Regions from separate parts of the Mus musculus genome. Here regions 2, 3, 4, 5, 6 and 7 are each linked to region 1. Evidence: chromatin loops called from intact Hi-C (ENCODE). Cell type or tissue: heart. All regions are shown on one strand. Region 1 holds the start of Lpar1 (lysophosphatidic acid receptor 1). Region 2 holds the start of Mir3095 (microRNA 3095). Region 3 has its middle 14 kb from the start of Musk. Region 4 has its middle 20 kb from the start of Musk. Region 5 has its middle 36 kb from the start of Olfr267. Region 6 has its middle 21 kb from the start of Mir3095. Region 7 has its middle 110 kb from the start of Lpar1.

Region 1 (4,000 bases):
TCCTCTGCAGCACATAGTGATGCAATGTGGCACAGAAACTCTTCACTCTCTACACCACAGCTATCTGTGTCCCACCTTCTGCACTTCAGCGTTGGCTAAACCCTTCTCTTCATTTTCTTTGTATCTGTTACAACAAGAATTCAATGGTTGCTTGTTGGACTGAATTTGTCTCGTTCTCTCCCAACGCTCTAACACATCCCTAAGAGATATTTAAACACTGACACCATAGAGCCTTTCAAATTATCATCCTTTGCAAAAAGTAAGAAACCAGACAGAAAGTAAGATGCTGACTGACTTATGGGTCGGTTTTATGACGTTATACCTCACCTTCAAAGTAAATAACGCTCCTCACAGGGGCAGGCCTGATGGTACCAAGGAAGAGAGGAAAGGAAGAAGGGAAAAGAGGATGTGAGGGAAAGGAAGGAAAGAAAGAAGGGCAGATGGAAGAGGAAGGCAAGGAGAGAGAAAGGAAGGAGAAGAGAGGCAAGGAGAGAGAGATAGGGATGCAAGGAGGAGGGAGGGGAGGAAGGGAGGGAAGAGAGCAGATTAGGAGGAGGAGGGGAGAGAGGAAAGGATGGAAGAAGGGACTGAGGGGGGGTGGCCACACATTAAGCACAGACATTAAAAACTTGACCTTAAACTAAACTTCTAAAGACATTATGAGTCAAATACTTGTAACTTCCCACTGAAATCAGCATGGTGTGTTCTGTTCCGAGCACAAATTTTTACACCAAGTGTCTGAAGAGATCCCTTTTCCTAAAAAAAAAAATCACAAATTTCAGACCGAATGTTATTATGTCCTCAAAGACTCAGCAACCAGGATTTATTCGTCCCCTGGATGTCCCACTAGGTCAAACAACAGATTCTGTAAAAACCAACACCTATAACAGAACCTGGAAAACAAAATCAAGTTACGTTCTGAAGAATACTAACTCTGAATAGAAACAGACGTCTCTGACATGCTGCCACTTAAATTTTCTCTTCTGTGATTTCTTTACCATCATTCACAGGGACGCTGAGCTTTGGGGGATGGTGGCAGCTCCCCTGAGCTGAAGATGCAAAGGGCAGGGTGGGTGGGTAGGTGGTGCCTAGTAGAGGCCAGACCGCAAGGATCACTTAGACCTCATGTCAGATTTAAGCAGCCTCGCAGGTTTGTAATAATAAGGTTGGCAGGAGAAGAAATTATTGCTTTCTTTCGAGGGGAAAGAAAGGAAGTCAGGGAGGGAGGGAGGGAGGGAGGGAGGGAGGGAGGAAGGAAGGAAGGAAGGAAGGAAGGAAGGAAGGAAGGAAGGAAGGAAGAAAGGAACCAGGCAGGCAGGCAGGCAGGCTAGAGAAAGCCAACTCCTACTTAAGTCCCTCTCTCCAAGCATCCCCCTCCTGACGGGTTTCTTTCATCCCACCTTCTTTCTGTTGCCCTCCCATTTCCCCACAAGACTAATTTTTCTTCATTTTCCTTCTTCAACTTCAACTAGTCTCTCATGGAGGAATCACCCACCCTTAGTTCCCAGTTACAGGGAAGATGGCTGAAACAGCAAAGATCATCCTACCCATTCATTTTCCTGATGAGGACACCAAGCCCAGGAGCCCAGAACCCGTTCAGGGTACACCGCTAGGGGACGCTGTGTACAAGGAGGCTCTGATGTGGTTCTGCAAGTCACCCTTCTCAGCCTTTCCGCCTCAAACTGCTTCCCTCTCTTTCTACATTTTTTCCCTCAAATTCACACTCAAGACCAAAGAAAAGGAAAAATAAAATAGAATTTTAAAAAATATTAGAGCCCTGGTGATTATTATTCATGATGTTGCATCTGGAGGAACCAAGGGCAAAAACTAGATGCTATTACAGCTGTGTTTTAATGCAGCTGGCTGTGGTGCACGGGGCCTTAAGCGTAATGTTGATTCCTCTTCCTTGGTATTCATTCCATCTGAAAGAGACTATGTTCTTCCATTTTCTAAGACTTTGAAACCCGGACTTCTGACTTCATAGTCATGTTAGGTGAGCAAAAGACACTTACACAAAAGGATAAGCACGCAGCTCTGTCGAAACGAATAGAGGATTCCGCTTTAATAACTAGCTACCTTCTTCTAGTTGCAGTTAGCAATAGGTATCTCTGACGATGGGTATAGCTTAAGAGTAAAACTTTTCACAAGCCAGTACTCGCTGGAAACCCACATGGAAGGAAAGCTCCGAAGATTTCAACTAAAAAGAAAAAAAAAAGAAGAAGAAGAAGAAACACAGGCGAAAGGAAGAAAGAAAACGGGAGACGAGGAAGAAAGGACTGAGAAAAGAGACAGTCTAGGGCCCCAGCCTGGAAGCAGCAACAAGCCCTGGGTGCCTCACATCAAAGACCAAATGGCAGCAAAGAAAAACAAGCCTAAAGTTTAAAACCATTCACAGTAAAGTCTCCCTCCCTACAGGAGCAAACAGCCGATCAACCCATTCAAGCAAAATCAGGTTTTTCCCCGCCTTGCATTTCCCAGGTACAGACTAAGCCTAGGGCGGCTTCAAGGAAACTTCAGTTTAAATTCCTTAAACTCAAGGGACGACAAAGTCTCTGGTGAGCAGTGAACTGAGCGCGGGACGCGCGGACACCCGAGCCATCTAAGTCGTCGGGGACGCGGCACCAATAAACTTGGGGAGCCCCTTGCCAGCCCTCTCGCGTCCCCAACCCGATCCAGGTAAGCAACAGGAGGCCACCTACGTGTCACTTGGACGGACCCTGGGGCGCACTGACCTGGCCAAAGGTCGGGAGGGCCGCCCGGGCGGCTGCGGCGACTTCCCTCCCGGGCTGAGTTCCACCGGCTGGTGCGGGAGGCCAGGGCAGCCTCGCCTCCTGCAGGCGGCCTCACACACGCGCGCACACCCACCCACTCCGGGCCCGCGGGCGCGCGCACTCAGGCGCTCACGCGCACGGCTACAAAGCGGCGGGTGGTGGGACAGTGCGAGCCGATCGCGCCGATGGGAGGCGGGGCGGTCGCCACCCGCGCCGCGCCAAGGGACACCCGGCCGCCGTGTCTTTACCTGCTAGGTCCAGCTCCGCAGTTCACGCAGCCGCCGGGCCAACCCAACCCAAGCCTCACCCCAGCACAACCCGGAGCCTACGGAGGGCAGCACTGTGCTGGAGGACAAGAGTCACAACTCCCGGGGCTTTACTGCCGCCCAGTTCCAACTTCCCGGGCTCAAGGAACAGGCAGGCAGCAGAAGAGGCACGGGTGCCAGCCTCCTTACCTCTCCTCCTTCTGGCGCTTTCTGCCACATCCACAGAGCACAAGTCAGAAACTCCCCGCACCCCAAAGCGCCTTTCCTCCCAAGCCGCTCTGCTCTCCTTACCTGCGTGGCACCCACAGCGACTCTGCCTCCTGTGGTCCCCTCCCCCAGTCATTCACTGAACTTCCCGCGCTGCTGCAGGTCGGGGAGGGGGTGGGGGTGAGGGGAGCCTAAGCTTTTCATTCAGTACCTTCGCGGCGCTCCCTTGACCCTCCACAGCAGACACACCCACCTCCGTCACCCCTGGCCCCTCCTGTGCTCACCCCAGCGCCAGGCCTCTTGCAGAGCTTTGGTGGACGCCCTGCATGGTGCATGCTTTGTTGCTGTCCCCTCCTCATTTGAAAAGCCCTGGAAACCATCACAGAGCCTGGGGAAAACAAGAAAAGAAAGGGGGGGGGGGGAGAGAGAACTTGGTGTATGGCCTCCTCCGAGTTGAGTTTCTAAACTTTTTCAGGCAGCACACAAAGTTTCAACCAGCACAGCCCTGTACTTCAGGCCATAGAAAAGCAATAGTTGGCTTTGCAATTGCAAATCAAAGCGAGCGTGCCTTTGTGTCCCTAGAGCTATGATTATAAATTTCTCTTCAGCTAGGAGTGTAACTTTCCAAGGGCAAACTAAGATTTTTCATAGGGCAATTAAGGGCAGGGAAGGCACACCTGGAAGTGTAGGCGGAGGCAGGACCTAAGAATCATTTTCTGGAGACTTCCATCTCAGAAGCCTTACCATCACTCAGTA
Region 2 (4,000 bases), 110 kb before region 1:
ACTGATCATATTAGCCTGCGTGGTGGTGGCACACACCTTTGATCCCAGCACTTGAGAGGCAGAGGCAGGCAGATTTCTAAGTTCGAGGTCAGCCTGATCTACAGAATGAGTTCTGGGACAGCCAGGGCTACACAGAGAAACCCCACTCTGAAAACAAATGAATGAAGAAAAGAAAAGAAAAGAAAAGAAAAGAAAAGAAAAGAAAAGAAAAGAAAAAGAAAAAGAAAAGAAAAGAAAAGAAAAGAAAAGAAAAGAAAAGAAAAGAAAGAAGGGAAAGGAGTGGAGGGGAAGGGAGGGGAAAGGAAGAGGGAGAGAGGGAGGGAAGGGAAGGAAAGGGAAGGGGAGGGGAAGGGGGAGGGTGGAGGGGAAGGGGGAGGGTGGAAGGGGGAAGGGGAAAAGGGGAAGGGGGAAGGGGGAAGGGGGAAGGGGGAGGAACAAAAAGTGATCATGTGGACCTTTCCTCTCCCCTTTCCCTTCTCTTTTTGGGGTGTCCTGGATCACACTGACCCAAAGACAACAGTGTATTATAAGAGAGGAGCAGGGGGCTGGAAAGTCCAAGGTGTTCAGGCTCCTAAATCATAGAGAATGCATAGTCTGAAATCAAGTCTTCTCACGTCACCAATTTCCCTCTGAGCTTCTAAGAATCAGTCTCATCTGTGTGTGTGTGTGTGTGTGTGTGTGTGTGTGTGTGTGTGTGTGTGTGTGTGTATGTGTGTGCGTGCGTGTGTGTGTTTAAATAAGTACTTAGCTCTAGCTGAGTGGGGTCACCCTCCAGAGGTGCATCACAGGCTATGTCCAGACTGTAGTTTTGGTTATGTCCTTGTAAGACGTGTGGATGAGTTGAGCAAACCCCTATTTCATTATCTGTGAAGCAGAGAAGCAACAGCTCTCTTCCTACCCCACAAGGCATGAGGAGCGACTTGCAAAAGCTCTCTCTCCAGTGTCCACTCCCTGAAACCATCTCGAGTGTCACAGATGAGAAAGCTTGTGCACAGGGCTCTGGGTGGATCCTCGGCGAGGAAGAGCAGGAGAGCATGATACGAACCATGAAGGCTTGGCATTCTCAGAACTAGCTACACATCTTCCCAGACAGTCCCAGGACTCAGAGTTGAACACGAGAAAAGGAAGGAAGAGAGGAAGTGACACCGCTCCCCGTGGCTCTGCAGCTTCTTAGTGCCACACTTGACTAGATGGAAACTAAAAATAATATACAATTCCAGAGCCAAGGCTGCTTTGGTGTTGTTTATCTCTGGCCTACTTCTGATGGCAGACTCTACAGACCAAGGCACAAACCTGAAAAGTGGTATGGAACAGTATGAAAGAGAGAAAATACAGTTTGCGGCTCCATATTGTAAAGCCAGGAGTGCAGAAGATACGAGGTCTAAGGTCATGAAGACCTGGTATATCAGGCTAAGACATTCTCTCTCCAGCCTAGAACTGGTTCTCAGCCTGTATCACATGTAACAATGATGCAAACGAGACTTATAAGGAATAATGACCTCCACTGTAATCTTACTGGCCTCAACGGTCAGGTTTTCACTTAGGATACAGATTAGTGACAGCGAAAGATGGAAATGATGGAGATAAAGAGAATTGTGTCTGTGTATCTATGTGTGTCTGAGTGTTTATGTGTGTATATAAGTGTGTGTATGTGATTGTGTGATTGTGTGTTCATGATTGTGTCTGTGTATACAAGTGCTTGTGTGTGAGAATGTCTGTATATCTGTATGTGTGTGTCTGTGTGTATGTATATGTATGTGTGATGTGTGCATGTGAGTATATGTGAATATGTGTACGTGTCTGTGTATATGAGTGTATGTATGTGAGTATATCTGTGTGTCTGTGAGTGTATATGTGTGTGAGTGAGTGAGTGAGTGTGTGTGACTGTGTGTGAGTATATGTGATTGTGTGTGAGTGTGTATGTATGTATGTGTGTGAGTATGTGTGTCTGTATCTGTGTGTATGTGTCTGGGTATATCTGTGTGAATGTGTGTGCATGTATATGTGTTTGTATGCATACATGTGTGTGTGTGCATGTATATGTGTATCTCTAGTTTCTAAAACAAGAATAAGTAGAGCCTGAATCTGGGCAGCAACATAGAGCAAGAAGCTGTCCACTGTTGCTCACCACTTCCATCAATAAAATGCAAGTCCAGCACCCTGCTAGGCTCCTCAAAGGTTGAGTCCCAGGAACCATGCCTCTCGGTGAATAGAAAGTTCCCTACAACTTGTCACAATCACAAAGAAGGTGGAAGCAGGAGGCTTCAAAATATATCTGCGGGTTGCCTGTCCTTGAACCAGCTTGGATTCTTTCTTATAGTCTGTCAAAGCAATCTGGGAGGGCCTGCTGCCCGAAAACAAATGTAAGAGACCCTGGAATGCTGGTGCAAGGGTCAGGGAGGAAATGGGCAGCTTTGGAACAACAGGTCCCAGCTGCAGAGCACAGTCACGTGACCACACCTTCCCTCCAAGCAAGGCGTTCACTGCCTGCTCTCTGAATCAGTCGTTTTTTCTAGAAGTGCTGTTTCCTAATGGGTTGATCTTTGCTTCTTTGCTTTCATATGGAACACAAAACCAAAGCTAAGAAGGGGCCAGAGAAGCCTCCTAGGGAGCCCAAGAGTCTGGGTGAGCAGGGTAGAAAGCATTGCCAGTCTGGGCTGGAAAAATTGGTTTTCACAAAAATACTCAGGAATTCCACAGATTTGGAACAAGTCAAAGTAGGACAATCCTACACTAGCCCTACACCCAAGTTAGCATCTTCAAGGCCTGACTCTCTTCACTTCTCAGATCAGGATGTCAGAAGCTACTTTCCCCCTAGTGCTGTCGAATTTGTGTATTCCATCCAGACAGGCCAGTTGCATCCCAGAATACAGTCAAATTTCAGTCCATCTCTGAAGGACATTTTGATTTTGCCGAATCAGTTCTTAACTAACGTATCTTAAAGGAAGCTCAGGTAGTGAACCATAGACAAAATAAAACTTATCCATTGTCCTGTAGCTACGGAGTCATTTCGATGTAACTATATGACGTAACTACATGGGTCATTATGATATAACTATATGAGGTCATTATGATGTAACTATATGGAGTCATTATGATGTAACTATATGATGTAACTATATGAAGTCATTTTGATGTAACTACATGGGGTGCTTTTAGGCAACAGTGGGGATTGAATCTAGAACCTCATGGATGCTAAGCAAATGCTTTATACTAAGGTATATCCTCAATGTCTTTAAATATTATTTTGAGAGAAATTCTTATCAAGCTACCAGGTGGGCCCTGAACTTATTCTATCCCCCATGGGCCTTCAACTTGCAATTCTCCTGCCCAGCCTCCTGAGCAGCTGGGACTCCAGACTGTGCCGCCAGTCCCAATTTGGGATAGCCTTTTGAGTCAAAAGCTTTTCCTAGAAGACTAACCTTAATTATCATAAATTGGTTTTCCTGTACATTGGAAATAATGTATTCATTTGTTTATGCCTAGCTTTTAAAGAAAGATTTTTAGTTTTAATCATGTGTATGCTTGTCCATGTGAGTAGACACCATGCGTGTGGAGACCTCTGGAAGCTCTGGAGCCTGAGTTGTGAGCTGCCTGACATGGGAATTGGAAATCAAACCCAGGTCTTCTGTAAGAACAGAATACATCCTTAACTGCTAAGCCATTTCTCCATACCCGTGTCGTAGCATCTATCTTAATGCCAATTTTAACCCACCTAGTTAATAGTGAACATTTCTACTTCTATTTTGCAGCCCTTACATGTGTTTGTGTGTGTGCCTATGTGTGTCCATATGTCCATGTGTGTCTGTGTGTCCATGTGTGTCCGTATGTGTCCGTGTGTGCGTGTGCACGCTCATGAGCACTCTTATTTGTGAATGTGGTTACAGCCATGCCATAGTGCATGTGTGGACATCAGAGGACAATCTCAGGTGTTGGTCCTTGCCTTCCACATTGTTTGAGTCAGGGCCTTCCTTACTCACCACAGCATACACCTAGCTAT
Region 3 (4,000 bases), 280 kb before region 1:
TCACTGTCAACAACCAACACCAGCTCTATCTAATGTATGCTATGAGGAATTTTCTAGAAGAGTGTGAAGCTCTAGAAATCAACCACAAGCCTAAATACGTAAACTAGAAATCTGAGTGAAAAACAAGGTCATGGCTGGGAGGCACTTTTTCAAGTTCAGCCCAGGAGCTGCTGGACCCTGTGACTTCCTGTCACCATGGCTGATCCTTCAGACTCTGCTGCTGCTGCCATGCGCCATGATGAATGAACCCTAAAGCAACATTTTGCTTTGTTTTTGCATGAAGAATCTCATTGGCTCATCCTGGTCATGTGATCATGCGATATGCTTTAGTTACATGGAAAGTAGAATCTGGAAGCTGCAGCATCATTAATGATAGACAGGGTCTTGATGCCATAGCAGGTCCTGAAAGTGGAAGGGTGAAGGGCCTGGAGACTTAGGAGCAAAACTACATGTCTGTGCACACACACACACACACACACACACACACACAACACACTATAGCAGTGGTGAATTTCTGCATTAGAAACTTTAGATTTTTGTTTACTTATTTACACATAATTAAAAACTTGCTTCTATCTTTTCTAATTTGTTGTTGTTGTTGTTGTTGGAGATTGAACCCAGAAGTTTATACATATTAGGCAGGTGTTCCACTCCTGAGATGATATCATGAGGTCTGAGAATAACCCATGAGGCATGCAAAGTGATTCTGTCTGTTCCTTTTAATTTTTTTCCTTTGCACCCTTCGGCATATAGCTTTCACTTGGCAGCCACAAAAAGGCACAAAATGAAAGAAAAATCATGCAAGAATAGCTCTCATATCCCTGCATCCTATGGAATCCACTTCCTGGGATTCTTCCCCAAATACTCCTTTTCCTGACCTCCTATGTGCCTAGTTGACTTCTCAGCTCAAACGCCAATCTGTGTGAGCATCCTCAGACTCCCATGTGTTCTCAGCACACCTCTCTGACACTGTCCTCTCTCCCCTCTTCCCTCCTTACAACCTGCCTATTACTTCCCAGACAAGGTCTCATGGACCTCAGGATTGCCTCAAACGTATTAGGAAGCCAAGGATGCCTTTGAACTTCTGATCCTCCTGTTTCCACCTCCTGTTGCTAGGATTGCGCATGTGCCCCACTGTGCCCTGTTTCTGTAAAGCTGAATAAAGAAGGTAGATTTTTAAGTATTCTAGATGAGCCTTCCATCAGCTGACCTATGCCCTTGTGTTCTGGTCTTTTTCTGGTGCTGTGGTTATAACTCATGATCTTGGCCAGGCAAGCATTCTACCACTGAATCCCCAAGCCCTGCACTCAGTATTAATTGTTGATATCATTACTCTTCTCCTTGGCCAAGCTGCAAGTTTCTTGCTCAGAGACTTGCCCATTGCTGTAACCCCAGAGTTAAGTTCAGTTACTTGAGTAAATGCTCCTGTTTAGAAAGAAGGTGGGAAAGACACATAATGGGTTTTTCTTGCACTCCTTACATTTTTTTTTCAAATTTGAGACATTTATGACCTGTCTTGCTTTGTTCTCCCAACTTAGAGAAGATGATAAGAAAAAAAAGAACCAAATTTAATAGAGCCCCTGATGATTTTTATCTCTGTAATATTAAAAGTTAACCAGCTGCTCATAAACAATTAATAATAGAAAACAGTAATACAAATGTATCTTTTCATGAGAGTCACCAGATAATACCCGCTTGTTAATAATGTGGCATTCTGTACTGGCAGAAAAATGAATTGTTGACTGTGAAAATACCACTCAGTCATATCACTGTGCCTAAACAATATACAATCTCATCTTTCATGGCTCTCAGCTGCGTCCTGCTTGGAAGACATTTTAGACACGAGCCAATGTTCTACACATAACAAATGCTCAGGAAAGACACATGGAATTCCAGTCGGACGGAGCTTGCCCTACTGCAAAGGGCACATAAATGAATAAATACAAGGAAATCCCCTCCGAGGTGCACACACACACACACACACACACACACACACACACACACACACAGAGGCACGCACACAAGCCTCACAACAGCTGGGACATATTATAAGTTGGAGGACTTTTGTTAGTTCAGATGTTTCAGGTCTGCTTAGGCACTCTGGAGAAGAAGTAAATATTATGAGTAAGTTCATTTCCATGCTGGCTGTGGGGACATGCCAGCACGGTTTACTACAGTTTTATAATAAAACAGTCTCATAAAGGAACACCAGCATTAGTCACTCAGCACATGACTGCCAAGGCAAGATGGTCTCTGTTTTCTTCCCCGAATACTCCGAACATGATTTCATTCAGACTGTCTTCCAAATGGATTCTCTTTACACTAAACCCCATCAATATAATCAAGGAGTGCGTGCTCACTAAATCGATTATCAGTTTAAAGACATCATTCTTTTAAAGGAAATATGACCCATTTCTAGAGCTGCACATGGAAAAGTGAGGGTGGTCAAGACAGAATCATTTGGAGCATTGAAGGGAAGGCTGGTGGAAACTGGGAAGGAACAATGCAGAAGCTAGACCATTGCAGTGAGCAGACTTCACAAGAAGACAACGTACTCGAGATTGCTATAACATGGATTTACTAAGTTGCAAGGAGGAAGGACTCTCCTAACAAACACAAGCAGCAAAGGCTTGCTCAGTCAGCGCATTCTTCTTATTGTCAAGCTGAATGGAAAGCAAATATCCGTCCCTAAAAGCAGATGTAGTGAATATAAAGTCAGAAGAGGGGGACACAGAGAAATTGATCTTTAATGACCCGGGGCTAAGATAGATCTCACTGTGAAAGCTTGTCAAAGGATTAGAAAACACTCGGCCATGCTCTTCTCAGAACCTCCTACATTCTTCCCCAGGTTTTCATCGACTTAGGCTAATCCATCAACTCTTAGCTTAATTATCACTCTCCCAGAGCAACCTTTGCTGGTTGTCGTATCTCAGGAAGGGAGCCTTCAGAGCACCCCAGAGCACCCTGTAATTTCTCTTTATAGCTATTATCTCAACTTGCGCTTCCGTATTTAATCCTTGCTCTTCCTACTGAACCCTCAAAGAGAGCAGGCACCGTGCTTGTTTTGAGCACCACCGGACTCCTAGGACCCAGCACAGTGCCCGGCACATTTGTAAGCACACAACAAATATCTGTTGCATGACTGAGAGAATCCACGGGTAAGGGCTGAGAGCATTGGTGTTAGGTCCAGGTTTTCTTGACTGAAAGAAACTCAGTCCTTTCATCTGTGAAGTGAGGAGGTGTTAGCCCCTGTCTTCTAGCATTCTTTTCAGGATGAACTATATGAGTGGGTGAAAAACACTTGATGAAGAGACCAATAGAGCATATTAACACCATCCTACTAATGATAAATTTAAGAGAAATCAGAAGCCCAGTTGAAAAATAAATCTCAATTACCCTGGGAGATTCCTTGGCTGGGTACCATCAGTACTAACCTCTGAAGATATTTACCCATGTTTTCATGGTTTAGTAGAATTTTATAACACAATTTAATTAGATATGGGACTATATTAAAAAGTTTGTACCGAATTCTTTCCAGTTTAGAATCGACTAGGTCTACATGTCATAATGTTATGTACTCAATCATTATGTGTGGACCTAGTTTTGATGGCAACTGTCTATGGTAGACCTAAATATAGAACTCAGGTCTTTGGGTATCCAGGGCAAATTCTATATTGCTAAACTATTTCCCCAGCCCTGATGTCAACTGTATCACTTTTACTTCCACTCTCTCAGTAGGAACATATCTGCATTATACAAAGAACAGATCATCCAATTTAGAAAGAGGACTGACTGATCAGAAGGTTCAGAAGACAAACAGGCTTGCTGTCAAACCAAACAGCCTGAGTTCAATGTGTAGGACCTGTGTGGTAGAAAGAAAGAATGTTGTCCTTCAAACTCTGCACATGCACCATTACACACACACACACACATACACACACCACACAGACACACACACACACACACAAACCACACACCCCTCAGATACACACACACATAC
Region 4 (4,000 bases), 290 kb before region 1:
AAGTAGAACTTTTATGGTCAATCAAGCCAAGCCTTATACTCCTCCTGCCCAAGAAACAGCCACCAGATTCTTCACGTCATGCATTTCATATGACTCCCAATCTACGTGTGCTGTCCAGTTGCTTTACAATCATCAGACTGCCCCGGTGTGGAGGCACGTGTGTGAGGAAATTCCACATGAAGATGATCACATCCTGCTGCTTCATCCCTCCTGGCCTAGCTTAGGTGTCAGGCCCTGGATTAGCATGTCAAGGCTCAACCTCACCTGTACGCTTTATTTGTTTGTTTATTTATTTATTTATCATTTATTTTACGTGCATGTATGTTTCAGCTATATATATATGGCTCTGCACCATGTGAGTGCCTGATGTCGAGACGTCCATAACAGGGCAATGGATCCCTTGGCACTGAGGTGACAGATGGTTGTGAGCTGGGTGGTACGGATTACGGGAGAGCAGCCACTGCTCTTAACCCCTGAGTCATCTGTCCAGCCCCAGCATTATATATTTTTTTTAAAGAGAACAACTCCATAGAGTCAACCAGGATGCTTCATAGTAAATTCTGCTTACAGGTCACAGAAACAGACCAGGCCTGTGTGTGTGGTGTGTGTGTGTGTGTGTGTGTGCACACGCGCACATGCATGGGTTTGTACAAGCCTACTCTCTGTCTGTCTGTGTCTGTCTGTCTATCTGTACCTCTCTGTCAAGGCTGAGCATATCCCTGAGTGCTGAGATTGTGAGTCTGTCACCATCAATCCTAGCTTGATGCTGTGGTGTGGATCGAATCCAAATCTTTGTGCATACTAGGCAAGCACCCTACCAACAGAGACCAGTCCACGATCTACTCCTAATACAGGCTCACACCTATCTTTTCTATAAAGTGAATGGACATACAGCTGAGAATTCTAAAAAAGTAGTCTTCCGTAATAGATGGCTGGAGGCATCAGAGGGCATCTGCACACAGAAGGGATCATACTGGTGAGGTACAAAATCACTGCTTACTACCATGTGGAGCTAGCAAGGGGACAGGAGACTGCAAATACATAAGTATGCCTGTGTTATGTAGGGGCAATTATAACACCTGTGACCTGGGGCCTTTGTAAAGCTGTAGAATGGATGTCAGAGTTGCTAAGATGAAGTTTAGCCACTGTTCTGTTTCCGTGAAGAGAAACCCATGACTGTGACTACGTATAAAAGGAGGCATTTAATTGGCAGGGAGCATGGTGGCAGGGAGGAAGGCACGGTGCTGGAGCAGTAACTGAGAGCTTACATCCTGATCTGCAGGCAGGAGGCAAAAAGAGCAACACTAGGCCTGGTGTAGGTTTTTGAAACCTCAAAACCCACCCCTAGTGACACACCTTCTTCAAGCCCACAACCCCTCCAACAAGGCCACACTTCCCAAGTCTTCCCAAACAGCCTAGATGGGAACCAAACATGCAAATATACGAAGCCTAAGGGCATCCTCATTCAAACCACCACAAGGCGCTATTGACTACTGACAAGTTTATTGTGCATTAGTACTAATACATTAGTGGATCTGCCCTCCTTAGCAAGGTGGACAGGTTTGAGAATTATTGTAAACATAGTGTCCCTGGGAATTGAGAAAGTGTTGGACAAATCATTTATTATATCTCTGTGAACAAAAAATATAGGTGATCTATAATAAGTAAGCAGAAATAACACCTCTCATTACTCCCTATAAGCTATTGGCACACTTGTTTGTGTCGGATGCTCCAGCCTACAGAAAACACCCATCAGGATCTTCTGTTCTAGTTTCCTGTGCTGAAGAATTCTCCCCATTCGTGACCTTACATCTGAGCCAGTCTGACGCGCCCCTTCCCACACGCACATCTTTTATTTGGCTCTTTTTCTTTACCCTGGGCCTCGGACCTACTGGTCATTACAGTTTGCTCTCTCACCTGCACTCCTGACTGTAGCTCCTATTCTGTCTTTGACAGCATCCATGAACTGTGAATTAAAGATGGTCCAGTAACAAGGCCCAGCAAAAAGATAAACAATGAAGCTTATGCTCAACTGTGCTGAGGGGCGTTAGTGGTACCCATGCAAGGGTTAAATTATGTCAGCCTTCCACAGGATTCCTGCTTCTTCCCCACTTTTCTTCTCAATCCTTTTCGTTTGGTTTTGATACATACTGGCTTCCTCTGTACTCTACGTGTACGAGTTGATCAGCAGATGGCGCCGCCAACCTGAAGGAACCCTAGTTGGCCGCATAAAATTCAGAAATAATACATTTAAAATGATTAACAGTTGGCTATTTTCATTCCAAATATGGGTGGTAAAAATTGAGGAAATGAAGTATAATTTGATAAGAAACCAATAGCAACATGTTTATATTGCCAATTTTCATGTAAATGCATTTGATGAGAAGAGAACCCAGAGAAGCTTATTAGGTTTTCAAAAAAAACACTCTATTATCAACAGATCACCGTGTAATTACATCTTCCTCAGCAACGTGACTTACTAGGTCTGTATAAATATATCATAATTTAGCCAAGAAATGACATGTTAACAGGAAACGTAGGTTGCTTCTAATATCTTATATTCATAAATAGCACTTCCTGAACTCCTTCTGGTAATTCCCTAGTTGTGAGGAACATATTTCATATTTATAGGATATGCTCTGAAAACTTAAGGAATTATTTCAAAATGATTACAGAAAAGGACCTGGAAACTTGTACGTTTGAGAGTGATTGAAATTTTCAATCTTTTCATCAACTTAGAGGGTTTTCTTCATGTTCCCCACCTTTTCCAAAAGTCTCTCAGGCCTATAACCCCATGTATTACGACTTTATGGGGTATAGATTAAAAATAACACCATAACTTGGGCACCAAGCATCACAATGTGTACCTAAGGTGACTAATTCATAATAGTAAAAATAAAGATGGAAATCTGCAGATCTGTGTATTACAGAGTCCTGAATACGGGGTTGGTTGGTTGGTTGGCCTAACAGTATTGACTCTCTAAGTAGGCCAGGCATGGCGGGGCTCACCTTTAATCCCAGCACTCAAGAGGCAGAGGCAGTTAGATCTCTGTGAGTTCCAGGGCAGCCTGGTCTCCATGAGAAGTTCAGGTCAGCCAGGGCTGTGTAGTAAGGCCCTGTTGCAAACAAATATTTCTACTATCTCCGCCTATAAATGAGGCCCTGTTCATGCCATTGATAACAATAATTATCATTAGAACACTTAGTTTTCTAATTTTAGTTTTTAAAGGTGAATCAGGTCAATTGATGTCCCATTTAGCTTGTGTCCTCTGGATCCGAGTGTCCCTCTGGGATAAAGGAGGTTGGTAGAGCAGTCACAGAGCTAAGCATGTCCCCTTACACCACCTCCTTCCTGGCAAAACAAACTTGTCAACCATCCCCAGCCCACTTTCTACCGTCCTCGTACCACATTCATGGGCTCATGCGAATACTGGAATCCCAGTAAACAACTGGACCCTGACCTCACCTAAGACCTTGGTCCTCACTTCAGGCTCCCTAAGAAGGTTCTGACGCCTGCTGCACTACATACGCAGAGAGACAGAGAGTGGTACCCACAGGTCATGCTGCATATTTCAGAGACATTTACTTACGCCACCTGAGAAATGGAATTTAGGCACGTGCACAGCTGTGCTCTAAATCCCCATGGGGCACAGCTGGCTTAGGTCTACAGGCCTCCTGACAGCTCTCTTGGCTGTTCCCATGCAGCTAGCTAATAGCGACCAGGACAGGTGCAGGACTCCAGCCTTTCAAAGTTTCACTTCTTTTATCAGCAGCGCTGATTTTGTAAAGTATGAAGGTTACCAACCCATTCCTACCCAAATTTCCTGGTAACCCAGTAGGGTGTCCTAGGGACCCAGGTGTTCCTAATAAAACTTTGACACATCTGGATAGGACCGAGCCCTCAGGCTGTACTAGACCCTGCCAATCAAGCACACAGGCACCCTACAGGACCTGCCAGGAAGACTGGGGGCTATGAGTGCTTTGGGTTTAACTTCCTTGT
Region 5 (4,000 bases), 200 kb after region 1:
CCATGTGAATACTATGACATATGAACACCCCCTCACACAATAAAAACAAGTAAATGTGTGTGTGTGTGTGTGTGTGTGTGTGTGTGTGTGTGTGTGTGTGTGTGTATGTTCCAAAAAAGTAAGAGAAAACAAGCAATATTTGTCTCTCTGAGTTTGGCTTCAACTTTGCTTAATATGTTGATCTCCAGATTCATCCATTTTCTAACAAATGACATAATTTCTCTCTTTATGGATGAATAAAGACTTCTCTACTTTTTGATGGCAAAAGAGTATCCTGTTATATAAACCATAATGACGCTTGGGTTGGATCCATGGCTGGGCTGTTGTGTGTGGTGTTATAGTTAATTTGGGTGATCAGGCATCTCTTCAACAAACTGATTTCAAATCCTTTGGAAATAGGCGCAGAAGTAGGGTTGCTGGGTTACAGCAATTATTTCTTTACTCTTCTGAGGAACCTCCCTATAGTCCTCGAAAATGACTGGACTTCACAAAGTGGTTTGTTAAGCAACATGCATTTGAAGCACTGAGAAAATATAGGTCATACTTCTGTTATTTGGTTTATTCCTTTTGTTCAAACCATTCACAAAATGAATCAAAATGCTCTTCTGGGAACCTGGTATCCAGGTCAGTGGTAGAGTACATGCTGAGCACACACGTGGTCCTAAGTTCAAATCCCAACACTACTTATTGTTTAAGTTAAAAAAAAAACATTCTAGCATGCAACATTTATTGAAAATCATTTGAATTTATTTTGCATTCTGAATAGTAAATACACTTTTCTGTTGACACCATTATGCAAGAAATGTGTTTCCGCCTCAGGGTGATCTTAGAACATTTAACTACACAACTTTTATTGCAGCTCTCGTGTGTTGATGGTATGAAATTAGACGCAATGGGAGCACAGAACAGTCCTTTAGATACTTTGCCAACTTTGTCACTTTCGTGCATTTAATCTGTGTGAAGTGACCATGTTGAAGGTATTATTACTCTCATCAGGACGGAGCTGGGAGAATCAAATGCTTTGCCCAAGACAGCCCCAGGATTTGCAAACTCTGCAGTCAGGTGCAAGCCCCTGGTAAATCTGGTCTTCAGTGCAGAGCGAACGGACCTTGGGTCAAGGTCACAAATAACAACCATATAAGCAGCAAGCCTATAGACAATATGTGTTTTTAATAAATATTATACATGAAAATTAACGAGGACACATCATTTCTAAAATATTAAGTAACATAATTGAATGAAGTGTGTATACAAATAAAATTAAGTTTAAGAATATTTTGAGGTATAGCTTAAATAATCTTGAAAGCAGTTTCAATGCTAGGTTAAATTTGTCTATAGGAGAACTCAAATCTCCCTAATTCATAGTTTACATTTTCTATGGTATGCCGTGATCCTGGACAAAGCCTTGTGGCTGATTTGATGACAAAGCTGGACAGCAGGAGACTTGGAACCCGAATCCTCCTCAGCCCAACAGAGATTGGGCCCCAGCAAGACTGCGGTCAAGGGCTGAGCAGCACTGGGGCAGGTCACAAGGCGATCCCGGAGAACTTGTTCTATGAAGAAACACGTGACATCTAGCCACGAAGCTGTTGTTCTGTAACTTTTCAGCCTCGGCTCTAACCATTCCAAAACAGGAGCGGAAGAGCGGGTTCTGACTAAGCTGCAGAGAGATGGAATTTTAACCAGCCTCCTTGGGGATATTATGAGCATCTTACAGAAGGGGTCATATCCTGTTTCTTCCTCCGGTTGCTACAACTGTGGTTTGTATATTGGCTGTATCAACTAATGTGAATTTATAACCAAAAAAGAAAAAAAAACAGCCAAGAGAAATCCATACTCTTGCAAATGTACATTTCTCCTAACAGCAGGCACTGTTTTAATTCTGGTTAGGTTTGGTTTGGTTTTCTGTTATAGAAGAAAAAAACACACATTTTCATATCCTACTGTTATCACAGAAAGTAAAATACTGACATAAAGGAGTTTCGAATTCAACATTAGTATAAAACAGCAAACACACTAAGGGCCTTAATAACTACACAGTGCCCCCTAGTGTGAATATAAAAATTAGCATGAACCCCACCAAAATAATTGATCTCTCTGTTTCTCTCTGTCTCTCTCTGTCTGTCTCTGTCTCTGTCTGTCTCTCTCTCTCTCTCTGATATGTGTTATCAGATGCCCAAGGAGGATAGATAGAAATAGGTGTCAGAGCCCCCCGGTACTGTAGTTACTTCTAGTTGATTCAGTTGATTGTAGATGACCTTCTATAAGAACAGCAAGTGCTCTTAATGATAAGCCCATCTCCCCAGCACCTATTTACTCTTTTAAATTATAGGAACATTTATTTTTGTGTCAATTGACTTATATAAAACTTTATATTTAATTTATAATAAACTTCCCATAGGGTAGATGATCAGATTCAAATGAGAAGTAATATGAAGGCATATGAATGACTAGTAAGACACTCCAAAAAACAAATACACATTTCTAAGGGGAGAAGATAAGGGGACATAAGAGAGTAAGGAGAAGGAAATTCACGTTTCTTCACATTCTGTAACCCAGCTGGTCTGAAACTCAGCATTGGGTAAAGGTGACCTTGAATCTGAGATCTCCCTGACTCCCCCTCAAGAGTGCTGGGTCTTTTTATGCAACATTGGGAACTAAACTCAGAGCCTTGTTTATGCTAAGCAAGCAATCTACAGCTGAGCTCCATCTCCAGTCAGGAAATGAGCACCTAACACCTCTGGAACATAGCTGCTTTTTAAAAAGAGAGAGGAGGGGAGGATTTTCCAAGAGTTCAGGAAATATTAACTTGCAAAATTTTCCTGAGCCAATCATTTTGTAAATTTTCTCAAAGGAGAGCTCCCGTCATCAGAGTTGACCACCCACTGGCCACAGTCTTCCATGCTCTTTGGTGTTCTAGGCATTTCATGGTGCTTCTTTCCTCCTGAATTTTATGCTGGGGTCCGGACTTTGTCTTCTTTGCTCTGACCACTGAGAAGTGCTCTCCAGTACTACAGAAATGCAGGTACTCAGCAAAGCCAAAGGACCACTTAACAACATCCTGCCAGGCTTAAAGAGTTTCCCTAGCTGGACCCAAGATGGAGGGAGTCTCTGTCATGCATTTCTGCTCTTACGTCTTTGTTCTCTTCTTGTTTCACCAAGAATCTGTGTATACATCTGTACTGGCTAGTTTTGTGTCAACTTGACACAGGCTGGAGTTATCACAGAGAAAGGAGCTTCAGTTGGGGAAATGCCTCCATGAGATCCAGCTGTAAGGCATTTTCTCAATTAGTGATCAAGGAGGGAGGTCACCTTATGGGTGGGACCATCTCTGGGCTGGTAGTCTTGGGTTCTATAAGAGAGCAGGCTGAGCAAGCCAGGGGAGGCAAGCCAGTAAAGAACATCCCTTCATGGCCTCTGCATCAGCTCCTGCTCCCTGACCTGCTTGAGTTCTAGTCCTGACTTCTTTCAGTGATGAACAGCAGTGTGGAAGTGTAACCCTTTCCTCCCCAACTTGCTTCTTGGTCATGATGTTTTGTCCAGGAATAGAAACCCTGACTAAGACAACATCTTTTCTTCTTTTCTCAAACTCACTGCCCCAGTCTGGAGAATTCTTAGACTGGTCCTCAGTTTCCCTGAATTTCACCGTGACTCTTACATGAGAGATCACTAGAACCTCAGTTATATCAGAAGAGAAACCTGGCTATGATAAAATGAAGAAAATGCTCATATTTTGCACTGGCTATAAATTAGTGCCATAACCCACTGGATACTAGTTATACCCAATTCATCTATTGCTAAGACTTAATTCTGCTGATGTCCACTATGTAACTGATTGTTTATACTTCTTTTCCTATCTTGGTATCCTCAAAAGTTCAAGCCAAGCATGATGTCACTATATGATGTCACCTATATTCTCAGCACTGGAAAGGCTGAGGGAGGAGAATGATGAGTTCAAGAACTAACTTGCACAGTGAGACCCTATCTCAAATAAAAATTT
Region 6 (4,000 bases), 130 kb before region 1:
GCCCAAAGTGATTGTTATGTAAGTGAGATAGATTTTAATTTTTCCTACTTTTCATATCTTTAAAGTTTTTAAAACATATATAATTACATCATTCTCCCTTTATCTTTCCTTTGTCCAGCCCTCTCCATGTGTTCCTAACTTCATCTCAAATTCTTGGCCTCTTTTTCTTTAATTGTTATTGTTCCATATATATTGCATAAATATACAAATGAAGCCTATTGAGTTTATTTAGTATTACTTGTGTTATATGATTTCAGGGCTGACCACTTGGCACTGGTTAGTCAATTACTTTCCATTTCTTAATATATTTCATTAAAAAATTGCAGCTTTACTATGAAAATGGTAACTATCTCATACAAAACAATATCTGCACATCAAAGCTTGAAATCAATGAAGACTGTTTTCCCAGCAATCATTGAACCCAAACCAAGCAGTGAAGAAAAAAACAATCAAACAAACAAAAGCCTTACTGGACAATCTCAGGGGGGATAGTGACCCCTTCCAGGCAGCCATGGCCTCTTCGCCAAACCAGGCTGAAGATAAAAGAATCTCCTTCTCTGGCTCCAGATCTCTAAACTCCATGGAGACCAGTGTTCTTCTGGTGCAGATTCACTGAAAAGACTTCTGTTTCTTGTACCTATATGCCAGAAATGTGTTTCTAACCTTTTTTTTTTTTCTCAATTAAACAAGAAGCTATATATTATACACAATCCTTTGCTGAAGACCTTAAAATATTTCATCAACAAATCCTCCTTATTTTTAAATTTATTTTTTATTATTATTTTTATCCATGTGCATGCATGTACGCCCTCACTAATATATATGTGTGTAATGTATGTACAGAAGCCCATGAGGCTCACTGGATCCTCTGGACCTGGGGTTACAGGTGGTTGTGAGCCAACATGTGGGAGCTGAGAACCAAACACTGGTCTTCAGCAACAACAACAGCAAACAGTACCTGGTTCAAAGCCTTCCTCATGAGTTACCATGAACTAACTTCCTATGGATCCCTGCCTCCCATCCTCCCAAAGCAAATTAGGAAAAAAGTCTTCTCTTAGGTGAAATGGTGAATGTTTTACATAGATTAATAAGGGTTGTTGTTGTTAAGTTTCCCTGTTCCTCTAGCCACCATACACAAATACACACACACATACACAGATACACAAGCACACAGAGAGAGAGCGAAAGAGAGAGAGAGAGAGAGAGAGAGAGAGAGAGAGAGAGAGAGAGAGAGAGAGAGAGGGAGAGAGAGAGAGAGACTCTTAGACAAGCAGAGAACCTAGAAACTCATATACAGTCTTCCTTCCTGCTGTCTTCTATAGGAGCTATCTGTCACTGCCTTTGTGACTCTGTTTCCGGGGAACTTCAAAGTGGGCAACCTCTTTCCTAAACTTAAGGCTGAGGGATGGACAAATTCCTGATAAGCGATTTAATGTTTGACTGGCTGTCACGTCAGGAGGTCTGATTTGGGGCACTAAGTTGTGTTCCTAGGGACCTTCTGGTTGCAATTACCACTAGATGTCCCCCTTCTCCTCAACCTAAACCACAAAGGAGCCTCTATCTCATACTCCTGCCACAGCAGGGCAGGTGAGCACGGGGTGGGCAAAGCCTCCCTCGGGCAGTAAGCACTTTCAATATTACCCACCAGCATGAATAGCCTTGGAAAAGTCCACCAGTATCTTGCACTTCTGAAGCATAAATGTTTTCCTTTGGTCCTGCCCCATTATCAAGTCCATCATTTCATCGGGGCAGTACATACTGAACCCAGCAAAGCTTTTCATATGGACTCTTTTTTTTTTTATATTCCTTAACTCTCTTCTTCTTCCCTCATAGACTTGAAGGGTCTCTTGAGCCAACCAAATCCTGGAGAGAAGTCTTTGAACCTTCAGTTTTTACTCAGTAGCTTCTTGGACCATGTGCCTGTACAACATATAAAGAAGTCAGATTAATATTATAACAGATCATAGATTAGCCTGAGATCAATCCCTTCCCATGTTGGTAGAAGGCACAGAAAAGTCAGCCATCACTTCATTCGCAGGAAGTTCTACTGAGAGACCCATCCAAGCTTCTCATCATCTGTGAGAGACCAAGTGTCTCTCTATCTGTGATCTCGATTTTCCTTATCCATTTCTGTGGTGCATGCTGACTTCACCGCTCCTTTCCTGTTAGGCTATGAACAGTGATGCCCAAAACTTCTGATGGTAATTTGCCAGTACTAATATATCCACAGTCTGATAAACTACAAGTCCATGTATGGGTACCAAGGGGGAAGGGAGATACAACTAACTTTTTCCAACAAAGGCAGGTGGGAACCTTAAACTAGCCAAGGCAGGGCAAACTCAACTCTCATTGGCTGAAAAACCTTTTAAGGATGAAATTTTGTAGCCAAAGTTCTGTGTGTACCCAAGAATGTTCCAAGAATGTAACACTATCACAATTACCAAATTTAAAAGATAAAGAAGACAGGAATGATCGAAGAGATATATTTCTAGAAGTCCTGTGGTGAAATGCTTAGAGAGCCACATAGGGAAAAAAATGTAAACATGGTTCCTTAAGGCACCTCTGAGTATGAGTCTGGCTGCCTCCTCCAGCTTCAGCAGACCATGAAAAGGAAGAGACAACATTATATCTCTTGGATCTTAGAGGGACTAAGGGGGCTTATTTTGTCTGAAGGTGCAAAAGAAATCAAAGAAATGATCCAGAGGTGATGTGAGAGTAGCCAAACTTGAAGAATTGGGCTGAAAGCTTCTCTGTGGGTTAAAAGAGGGCTGCAGACCTTCCAGGTTGGTGGTGAAATCCGGTAATGGTTGGCTTGACTCATCTCACTGAGGCTGAAATGGAGCACAATGCTTTGGAGAGATAATATATATATATATTCAGTGTAATTTAAGAAATGCAAGTAGTACATTTCTTTGAGCTCACAGAGGTTTGCATCAAAAGGACTCACTGAGTCCTCAGCAGAAATTGTTTAAAGAAAATTAGTTATAATAACATCAAATTTTAATGTATTTTAACACCTTTTAAGGTGTTCTTAAAGATGGTGCCCTTGTTGCTATTCTATTGCTATGATGAAACACCATGACTGAGCCAACATTTAAAAGAAAGCATTTAATTGAGGGCTTGCTTACAGTCTCAGAGAATTAGTTCATGACCACTGTGGTAGAGAGGTGGGAGGCGGGCATGCAGACATGGCGCTGGGACAGTAGCTGAGAGCTCACATCGAATCTGCAAGTTGCAGGCAGGAAGGGAGTAGATTGGGCACGGTGTGAGTTTCTGAAACCTCAAAGCCTAGCCTAGTGACAACCCTTCTCCAGCAAGGTCACACCTACTCTAATAAGGCCACACCTCCTCCCAGTCCTCCTAAACAGTTCCACTAACTGGGGAGCAAGCATTCAAACACACAAGCCTGTTAGAGCCATTCTCATTCAAACCACCAGATAGCCATGTATTCTCTGTACCTTGATCAGGTATGCTCTAGCCAAAATCTCATCCAAGTATGGGGAAGTGGGCATGAAATTCCACTCCTAGCTGAGAAGTTATCAGCGGTTAATAGATGCTGGAAGGGGGAGAGTCAGTTTTCTTTAAAAGCCTGGTTCTAGCCGATACTTAACCATGCTCCTGGGGATGACCACACACCCAAGACTATAAGAGCAACACAAATGAGAACTGATGAGTTTTTAAAACAACAAGCAAGCAAAAAGCAAGGACATAAAGTTGGTTGGGTAGGGAAGAGAGTAAGGGATCTGGGAGAAGTCCGGGGCTAGAAGAGAGTAGGATCAAAATACATTGTATAACGTCTCAAAGAATTACAGAAAGAAAAATGGGGACATCAAATAAAACTAACTAGAAAGAATATTTTAAGCTTTAACATTCCTAGTGAAATAGAATACATAATGCAGAAACTTAGACTCTCTCCCAAGGAAACAATGCACTGTCAAAATGGGATACGTCATTCTGCTTTTCTCAATAGACAGCAGGAATTCTAAGACACAATCAACAT
Region 7 (4,000 bases), 110 kb after region 1:
AATCGTGAAGAGAGAAAATAGATTTTGTCCTTTTTGATGGTAAAAATGAGCAAGAAAATTTTATGAACCAGGTTTGAAGACTCAATGAAATAATATTAAGAATGTTGGTGATGTAGGCAGAAAAGATAAATAATACCAAAGACCAGAACAGACCTAGGACATATGGAAATTCAGTATGAAATCATTTATTGCTTCTTATGGTTCTGAAATTCAGATAATTCATAATGAACTATTTCTACTTCAAGTGCTGCTGACGAAGCAGCCAGGCTGGAGCTGGGGGCTCCAAGGTGGCTTTGACTACGTACCTGGCATTTCATGTGAGGAAACTGGATGGTCTGGGGACTGGTTGAGCCTCCCCTGTCCCTTTTTCTCTCTATTTTGTCTTTCCACCACATTTACACATTTGATAATCTACTATGAGGTTTGTTTGTTTTTGTTTTTGCTTTTTTTTTACACGACAGCTGATCACAAGAGAACAGAAGTTCTTCTGTCTTTTAGGGTCCACAGTGAGCACAACACAATTACAGCTGTATTCGTTTGGCTAAAACAAACCACAGAAGCCGAAACTCAAGGAAAGCTGCGGCCCCAGCTATTGGCTGGAGGAGTTTCATGAGCTTGGGGAGATAGGAAGAAATATTTGTCTACTTCTGCAGACAACTTGTGAATACTTAGCTATTGTGATACACATATGCAAACATATGCAGCCCTAGAGCCAGCTGGTCTTGCAGACTAAACATATCAAACCTTACTTTTCAAAGAACAGGGGAATAAGGAATGTGCACCAACTCGTTGGGGCTGCTTACTTAGCCTTGACTTTTTAAAGGCGCACAAACCACTCCAAGAAGGAGAAGAAATCAGTCTTAGTTTAAAGCAAAAGTACTTGAATAAAATATTACAGCAATTAAATCTGTCAATACGTCAAATAACTAATTTATTGAATCCATGTTTCTATGAGCTCACATCAGAAAACACAATTCATGTTTAACAAATTAAAAAAGGAAAGAAAGAAACATCTCAAAGATGGAAGAATTGGGATTTTCTATTATTCAAAAAGGATTCATGATCTTAAAGGATTCTTAGTAGAGAAAAATAAGGGTGAACTTCCTTAACAAGCTTGGACCTACTGAAAGCTTAGGAAATCACCCTGAAAGGCAAGAAATCAATGTATTTTCTGTAAAGACAGAAACATGGTAAGAACCATAATCAGTGTTTCTATGCAACATGACCCTGAAAGTTCTAGTCTGGGAGTGAAACAAGAAGGGAAGGAGAAAGGGGAAATGACGTGCACACTGGTGAAGCAAAAACAAACCATGAGTTATTTTCTGGTAATGTTTCTCCTACTGAGAAATCCTTCAAATAAAATAGGCAACATACAATTTATATACCTGCATGATTGCAACATAAAACCACAATTTATAGAGACAGTGGGATCTCAATATAAATATCTTTGTTTCCTTATTCAGTAAGAACCCAAATGGAGCTATAAACTCAGTGATTGAAAAGCAGCTCATGTACACATAACTATTGTAAGATCAAAATAAAATATCCAATTTTAAATTAATTAAAATAAAATATTTAATACAATAATTAAATATTTGCTTTATTAATATTTAAAACAACAATTTTTAATTAATTATAGTGAATTAATGCCAAATGTTTTCTCAGGAAAATTGTTGACCAGATAGTTTGATGTTTAAGAACATAGGAAGTTTTTTTTTTTTCTCCAAGTTTAAAGACCAAAGAAGGAGTCATAAAACAAGGAACTGATAAATTAGACATCATGAAACATGTTACATGGTATTAGGTCAAGACCTTAACTATAAGCTATAATAATATTCATCAATGAAGCCCAAGGCCATTTCTCTCCATATACAAAGCACATCGGTGTATCTGGGGGTCTACCTGGCAAGCTCTCCAGGAGAGGTAACCCCCACAGAAGCAGGCAGTGGATGCAGGGAAGCAGGCATGAGGAACAATACTTAAGGAAATAGACAATCTGTGTAAGAAAGAAGCTCTGGTAAGCACATGGCTAGAATTTAGCCTCTCATGACAGATAGGGGCTATTAAGACAGCTGCAGTGTGATACTTCTCAACCGTTGTACAGAAGACAACCGAGGAACACCATCTGTGCTCTGCAGGCATGTCAGTTTCCACACTGCTGTGAGGGATTTGCACTGCAGAACTAACCACCCTTTCCTATTTCTGCAGCATAATTTAATAGTATCAGTTTCTTGGCCCAGGAATTCCGTAGCTTTGTAAATCCTCCAGTATATACATGAATTACACACAGAGGGACTCACACACAAATGTTCCTTGTTACAATATAGTTCTGTTCTGATAAGCTCATTATAACTTGAAAATACTGGAAGTCAAAAATGCATTTATCACACAAATAGGCACATTATGTGGATGAATATTTTTCAAATGTGAAAATACAACCACAAAATATGATATCCAAAATATATAAATAAGTAAAATGAGACTGGAGAGGACATTCAGGGAGGAAAGTATTTCCCGTGACAGCATGAGGTCATGAATTCAGATCCTCTACCCTCAAGTAAAAACTAGACGTGAATATCAGCACATGTCTATAACACAGCCCTGGGTTGGGGCATGGAACAGAGACAAATGGATCCTGGAGATTGGTAGGCCAAGTAGTCAAGCCAAAATGATGATCTCCAGGTTCAATGAGAGACCCTGTCTTAAAATAAAAGGTGAAGGGCAATAGAGAAAGACACTGATGTTAGTTTCTGGCCTGCACACACACATGTGCATGAACAGACTTGCACACACACACACACACACACACACAGACAACACAGTATCGACAGTTACCCTCATGAACATGGTATTCAACTAGGAGCTAAGACTCACTATGACTGTCCAGCAACAGGAGCACACACTGCACCAGATAACACTAGTCCACAATACAAGCAAAACTGAACGAGAAAGGACAGCTCCCAACGAATGCATACAGCTTTCATGTCACTAAAATTAAATTGAAAACCCCTAAGTCAAAGCATTATAGATCAGGATCCAGCTCTGTGTGTGCAAAGCTGCCCATAACTTTATTTCAGCTATAGAAATGAAAAACAGGCAAGAAATACAACATGGTTAAACAGCCATTAATGGTGACTGCAAAAGTATCTATGCATGAGAACACTTCTCCAAAAGTTTTATTTAGGGAGGATCAGAACTTCAAGGCCAACTTGGACTACACAGCAAGATCAACGCCAGCCTGAGCTGCACATAGTGATATTTCTCTTAGAGAAAATCATTTGATGCAAAAGCTTAGCTTAAAATGAGTTTTGCGTGGAGCTGCTGTTTAAAAGGTACAGCGGAGTATGGTGTCAACCAGCTCTATGACCTGCCTCCCAATTCCTGACTGCCCAAGCCCCGTGGTGGCCCCAACAGCCTTACCTCTAGGAATCTAGAGATAGCATGGAAAACTGGGGGGTGGGTTACTATATAATGTTAAAAGACTATTGGATGTATACTTTGAAAACTGTAAACATGAATAAAAAGCTCATGGTAACACATAAAAGTGACTTTACAAGCCTATCTGATCTCAGCTAGAGAGATGTATGTATGTGAATATCCAGTAGTTGCTGGGCTCTTGGTTACGTCTGTACTTTTAGTTAAGGCTATGTGTTCCTGTCGTAATTAGAGAGAGGTAGAAAGTCATTAACAAACATGAATACATCTCATTCAAATCCTTTAATTATGTGCATCTATAGGGGAGAAAGCCTTGGGATTTTAAGAAAAGGTTTTATTAGAAACAGCCAAGGCACTCCCCAGCAACCCTACCTCTGGGACATTTATCTGCGGAATTACTCAGAGCACATATGAAATCAATTACAGCCCCCAACTGGCTTAGGGAGCCTCTGTGTGCCTGCGGCCATCTCCACAGCAAATTGTCTCAGCCATGGTCAAAATCAAAATTTCTCAGTTGCCTTGGTTGACCTAGAAATGTTTTATGTAATTTGCTATTATCTGGAAG

Evidence for each region. Hi-C counts contacts between places; a loop is a spot of excess contacts. Peaks named below come from ENCODE experiments on the same cell type or tissue, not always from the same donor. Only the 100,000 strongest peaks of a DNase experiment are listed, where the experiment ranks them.
Region 2: it touches region 1 in a loop (2.1-fold over the local background); 2 of 42 quality-filtered maps call a loop at or near these places.
Region 3: it touches region 1 in a loop (6-fold over the local background); 14 of 42 quality-filtered maps call a loop at or near these places.
Region 4: a loop joins it to region 1, with 4 times the contacts of the local background. A loop is called at or near these places in 14 of 42 quality-filtered maps.
Region 5: a loop joins it to region 1, with 5 times the contacts of the local background. A loop is called at or near these places in 19 of 42 quality-filtered maps.
Region 6: it touches region 1 in a loop (2.7-fold over the local background); 9 of 42 quality-filtered maps call a loop at or near these places.
Region 7: a loop joins it to region 1, with 2.4 times the contacts of the local background. A loop is called at or near these places in 2 of 42 quality-filtered maps.

The regions. Positions count from the first base shown.
Region 1 is chr4:58,550,402-58,554,401 of GRCm38, forward strand. Lpar1 (lysophosphatidic acid receptor 1) reads right to left here and starts at 2,892. Exons shown (of 4, transcript NM_172989.1): 1 at 2,733-2,892. In heart, CTCF peaks have their summits at 1,599 and 2,851; DNase peaks (open chromatin) are centred at 1,610, 2,880 and 3,470; H3K4me3 peaks cover 2,877 bases; H3K27ac peaks cover 2,281 bases.
Region 2 is chr4:58,440,099-58,444,098 of GRCm38, forward strand. All of the region lies in intron 3 of Lpar1 (lysophosphatidic acid receptor 1), which reads right to left. Mir3095 (microRNA 3095) reads right to left here and starts at 1,000; the gene lies at 914-1,000. In heart, no CTCF peak of the experiment used is centred here; a DNase peak (open chromatin) is centred at 2,473.
Region 3 is chr4:58,269,853-58,273,852 of GRCm38, forward strand. No RefSeq gene overlaps it. Among named protein-coding and RNA genes, the nearest start is that of Musk, 14 kb to the right of the region's middle. In heart, no CTCF peak of the experiment used is centred here; a DNase peak (open chromatin) is centred at 2,139.
Region 4 is chr4:58,264,314-58,268,313 of GRCm38, forward strand. It overlaps the pseudogene Gm30907. Among named protein-coding and RNA genes, the nearest start is that of Musk, 20 kb to the right of the region's middle. In heart, a CTCF peak has its summit at 2,189 (motif pointing right); no DNase peak of the experiment used is centred here.
Region 5 is chr4:58,747,670-58,751,669 of GRCm38, forward strand. No RefSeq gene overlaps it. Among named protein-coding and RNA genes, the nearest start is that of Olfr267, 36 kb to the right of the region's middle. In heart, a CTCF peak has its summit at 2,043 (motif pointing left); a DNase peak (open chromatin) is centred at 1,582.
Region 6 is chr4:58,417,900-58,421,899 of GRCm38, forward strand. No RefSeq gene overlaps it. Among named protein-coding and RNA genes, the nearest start is that of Mir3095, 21 kb to the right of the region's middle. In heart, a CTCF peak has its summit at 1,514; no DNase peak of the experiment used is centred here.
Region 7 is chr4:58,659,966-58,663,965 of GRCm38, forward strand. No RefSeq gene overlaps it. Among named protein-coding and RNA genes, the nearest start is that of Lpar1, 110 kb to the left of the region's middle. In heart, no CTCF peak of the experiment used is centred here; a DNase peak (open chromatin) is centred at 2,016.